Linked DNA regions of Homo sapiens: region 1 is linked to region 2. A link is a loop called in an ENCODE intact Hi-C map of the cell type or tissue named here. Cell type or tissue: mammary epithelial cell. All regions are shown on one strand.

Region 1 (2,500 bases), 200 kb before region 2:
TCCACCTCAGGATATAGAATCAAAAGAATTGAAAGATTCAAACAGGTATTTGTGCGCTAATATTCATGGCAGCATTATTCACAATTGCCAAAAGGTTGAAACAACCCAGATGTTCTTCAACAGATGAATGGATAAACAAATGTTATATATTATGGAACCATTGTTTAAAACTCAAATGTCCAAAGCAATCTTGTGCAAAAAGAACAAAGCTGGAATCATCACCCTGTCTGATTTCAAACTGTATTATAAAGCTATGATAATCAAAACTTCTATGCTATGGTACTGGCATAGAAGTAGACACATTGACCAATGGAACAGGATAAAAAGCCTACAAATAAAACTATGCATTTACAGTCAATTGATTTTCAACAAAGGTGCCAAGAACATTGATGTGGTTTGGATTTGTGTCACCACTCAAATCTCATGTCAAATTATAATCTCCAGTGTTAGAGGAAGGGCCTGGTGGGAGCTGACTGGATCATGGAGATGGATTTCCCTCTTGCTGTTCTCATGATAGTGAGTGAATTCTCATGAGATCTGGTTGTTTAAAAGTATGTAGCACCTCCCTCTCACTTTCTTCCTCTGGCTCCGGCCATGTAAGATGTACCTGCTTCCCCTTCTCCTTCCACCATGATTATAAGTTTCCTGAGGCCTCCCCAGCCATGCTACCTGTACAGCCTGCAGAACCATGAGCCAATTAAACCTCTTATCTTTATAAATTACCCAGTCTCAGGTATTTCTTTACAGAACTGTGGAAATGGACTAATACAAACATACAATGGGGAAAGGACAGTGCTTTCAATAAATGGTGCTGGGAAAACTAGATATCCACATGCGGAAGAATAAAATTGGACCGTTATCTCAAAATTTTGTCATTTGCAACAACCTGGATGAACCTGGAAGACATGTTAAGCTAAATAAGCCAGGCACAGAAAGACAAACACTTCATGATCTCACTTCCATGTGGAATCTAAAATTTTGTCAATCTCATAGAATGTTAGTTTCCAGAGATGAAGGGTGGGGAGGGATGGGGAAAGGAGATATGTTGGTCAAAGGGTACAAAGTTTGAGTTAGACAAGAGGAATAAGTTTTAGTGCTCTACTGCACTGCATGGTGAACATAGTTAATAATGTATTATATACTCCAAAATTGCTAAAAGGATATATTTTAAATGTTCTCACTGCAAAAAAAAAAAGGTTAAAAAGGTGAAGTGATGAATATGCTAATTAGTTTGATTGAATCTTTCTACAATGTGTACATACATCAAAACATCACATCATACTCCATAAATATATACAATTATAGTCAATTTAATTAATTAATTTTGAAAATGAAATTCTAATACATGCTACAACATGGATAAACCTTAAAGATATAATGCTGAGTAAAAGAAACAATAGGACAAATACTGTTCTGCAAGAGCCAACTATCTGAGGGAGGGAAACATTCATTTCCATTAGGTGGAGCTATGGCTCCATAAGGGCAGGGACAAAAAATGTTTTTTAATAAATCTGTCTCTGTCCTACCACCACTCAAAACCTTGACTTGTCTTTATCACAGAAGTGGGTGGTTTCTGACCAGGAAACTGAAAAATACCAAAGGGAAACTTTATGACTCCTTGGCTCACTACCACTGTCCCCATGCATGGGTGGTTTTAATCTTGAGCATAGCAAAGACTCTGATTACTAAACCAGTGAAGAAACCAATGTGCAGGTCCACAGCTGACCACTGAGTAGTGCACATGCAGGACAGACCTGAAGAACAGCACAGAGGCTGTGGAAACTGAGCTGACATTAGAACCAGGGACCAGAGAAGCAGCTAAAACTAGCTGCTTAGACCTAATCAGGTGAAACACCTGTTAAAACACAAATATCAACATTTTCCATAAAATTTAATAAAAGATAGAGTCTTACAAAATAACAGTCAATATGTACAAGATGCAATCCAAAATTACTTGGCACATGAAGAACCACAAAAATCTCAATTTGCATAGAAAAAACAATCAACAGATGCCAATGATGAGATGACACAGATATTGGAATTATCTGACAAAGACATTAAAGTGGTTGTTATAAAAATAATTGAATGAGCAATCATGAACACTCTTGCAACAAAAGTTAAAATAGAAAGCATTATCAAATAAATGGAAGATACAGAGAAAAACCAAATGGAAAGTTTAGAACTGAAAAATACAATAACACAATTAAAATATTCCATGGAAGGACTCAATAACAGAATGGAGATGACAGAGCAAAGATTCGGTGAACTTAAAGACAGACCAGTAGAAATCATTCATACTGAAGGACAGAAAAAAAGATTTGAAAGAACCAAACAGAGCTTCAGGGACCAGTGTTACAACATCTAAACATCTAGTATTTGTGTTATTGGAGTCTGAGAATAAGGAGTGACTAAGCGCAGTGCTGAAAAAGTATTTGAAGACATAATAGCAGAAAATTTTCCAGTTATTCCCAAGTGTGGCAAAAGACATAGAAATGAAGGA
Region 2 (2,500 bases):
TTGTATATTTTATGGTAATAAATGATAAAATAGTCTAGTATCAACATGTATATGTATATATAAGTGTGTATACATATATATATATATTTTTTTTTTTTTTTTTTTTGAGACGGAGTCTTGCTGTCGCCCAGGCTGGAGTGCAGTGGCGCAATCTCAGCTCACTGCAGGCTCTGCCCCCCGGGGTTCACGCCATTCTCCTGCCTCAGCCTCCCGAGTAGCTGGGACTACAGGCGCCCGCCACCTCGACTGGCTAATTTTTTGTATTTTTAGTAGAGACGGGGTTTCATTGTGTTAGCCAGGATGGTCTCGATCTCCTGACCTCGTGATCCACCCGCCTTGGCCTCCCAAAGTATATATATATATTTTTTGAGACGGAGTCTTGTTCTGTCACCCAGGCTGGAGTGCAGTGGCACAATCTGAGCTCACTGCAACTTCCCCCTCTTGGGTTCAAGCGATTCTCCTGCCCCAGCCTCCCAAGTAGCTGGGATTACAGGCATGTGCCACCACGCCCACCTAATTTTTGTAGTTTTAGTAGAGATGGGGTTTCACCATGTTTGCCAGGCCGGTCTTGAACTCCTGACCTCGTGATCTGCCCGCCTTGGCCTCCCAAAGTGCTGGGATTATAAGTGTGAGCCACTGCATCCGGCCATCTCCATATATTTTTTGCATTCATAACATACCTTTTTCTTAATTTTTTTGATATTTTTACCCTATGTGGTCCATCTGACAGTTTTTTCAAATTGTCATAAATTTCCAAAAAAATCTCACTATATTTATTGAAAAAAAACTGCATATAAGTGGACTCATGCAGTTCAAACCTGTATTGTTCAAGAGTCAACTGTGTGTTTTAAAGCAGATTTTAACATCAAGAAATGATAGAAAAATGATAAGAATTAAAAGAGATAAATATTCATATTAGAATTGCCCATCAGGAGCTTCTGAGTAGCTGAACGCATGGAGGTTCCTGGAGAGTGGCTGGCCCCATGCCCCTTCCCACATACCCTTCCTTATATATGCATCTCTTCCATCTGGCGTTTATAAGAAAAGGTGCTGACTGCTGAATTATAAGGACACTGTGGTCTACTAGATAAAGGTTGAGGAGAGGGGTTTGGGCTTCTATTGTCTTCTTTCCGGGCCTTCATCTCCTGCTTGTGATTAAGTAGTGCATGCTGAGTGGAGCAAAGTGGTGGAATAGGACTCTTCAGCAATAATCTCCTCACAGAAACATCAAGGTAACAACTCGATGCGTGAAATTACCTTCAGAAGAGTTAAGAAAACCTGAACCCATGAGCAAGACTGTGAAGCCCTTTTGGACTGCAAAGACGAGTAAAACCATAGTTGCACATAAAGGGGATTGGTTCTTTATGACTGAGACCCCACCCGCAAGCCACTGCAGTACCACAGGCGGAAAGTCACCATGGACCCACGGTTTTTACACCGGAAAACTCTCCCGTATGGCCTGAGTGCCCTCTGTGGATCTCCACTAATTAGTAGCAGAGCCAGCATGAGACTTGCGTCTAACCTGGGCTCAGGGCGCCCTCTCGTGCTAAAAGGAAATACAACAGCCAGTCCTTTCACTTTCTTTTTGATATGGTCTCTGTTGCCTAGGTTGGAGTGCAGTGGTGCGATCATAGATTACTGCAGTCTTGAACTCCTGGCTGGGCTCACACGGTCTTCCCACCTCAGCCTCCAGAGTGGGACTACAGGTGTGTGCCACTATGCCTGGCTAAATTTTCGGGTTTTGTGTGTGGGGTGGGGAAGATTGGGGTATTGCTATGTTGCTCAGGCTGGGTCTCGAACTCCTGACCTAAAGCAATCCTCCAGCCTCAGCCTCCTAAAGTGCTAGGTTACAAGTATGAGCCACCACACTCAGCCCCACTCAATTTCTAAACGAGCTCACTGAAATAGAGCAGTCACAAACAAACCCAGACTGTGAACATGAGAATAAATACCTAATTCTTCAATGTGTAGACAGGGATGCACATCTGCAAAGAATAAGAATAGCCTAAGAAAGACAGCCTCAACAAATGAACAAAAAATCGTGCCAGTGACTAATCCTAAAGACATGCAGGTGAATGATCTGGTAGACAAAGAATTCAAAATAGCTATTTTAAGAAAACTCAACAAACTTTTATAAAACACAGAGAAACAATTCAGAAGTTTATCAAAGAAATTTAACAGAGAAATTGAAGGAATAAAAAAAGTCAGAAATCCTGGAACTGAAAAGTATAATAAAAAATGACACATGCAATACAAGACATCAGCAACAGAATTGATCAGGCAGAAGAAAGGATCAGCAAGCTCAAAGACAGGTTATCCAAAAATACAATCAGGAGGGGCTTCAGGATGGTTGACTAGATGCATCTAGTGTTCATCCCTTCCATGGAGAGGAACCAAAGTAGCAAGTAGATAATTATACTTTGAATAGGTCATCTAAGAGAGAACACTGGAATTCAACAGAGCAGTGACAGGAAGCATTGAAAGCAAGGGAGGAGAGAGA

The links. Peaks named below come from ENCODE experiments on the same cell type or tissue, not always from the same donor. Only the 100,000 strongest peaks of a DNase experiment are listed, where the experiment ranks them.
Region 1: it touches region 2 in a loop (11-fold over the local background); 6 of 110 quality-filtered maps call a loop at or near these places.

What each region holds. Positions count from the first base shown.
Region 1 is chrX:155,178,765-155,181,264 of GRCh38, reverse strand. No RefSeq gene overlaps it. Among named protein-coding and RNA genes, the nearest start is that of VBP1, 36 kb to the left of the region's middle. In mammary epithelial cell, a CTCF peak has its summit at 1,441 (motif pointing right); no DNase peak of the experiment used is centred here.
Region 2 is chrX:154,980,052-154,982,551 of GRCh38, reverse strand. All of the region lies in intron 6 of F8 (coagulation factor VIII), which reads left to right. Among named protein-coding and RNA genes, the nearest start is that of F8, 41 kb to the left of the region's middle. RefSeq lists enhancers at 1,443-1,492, 1,593-1,642. In mammary epithelial cell, a CTCF peak has its summit at 1,560 (motif pointing left); no DNase peak of the experiment used is centred here; H3K4me3 peaks cover 147 bases; H3K27ac peaks cover 308 bases.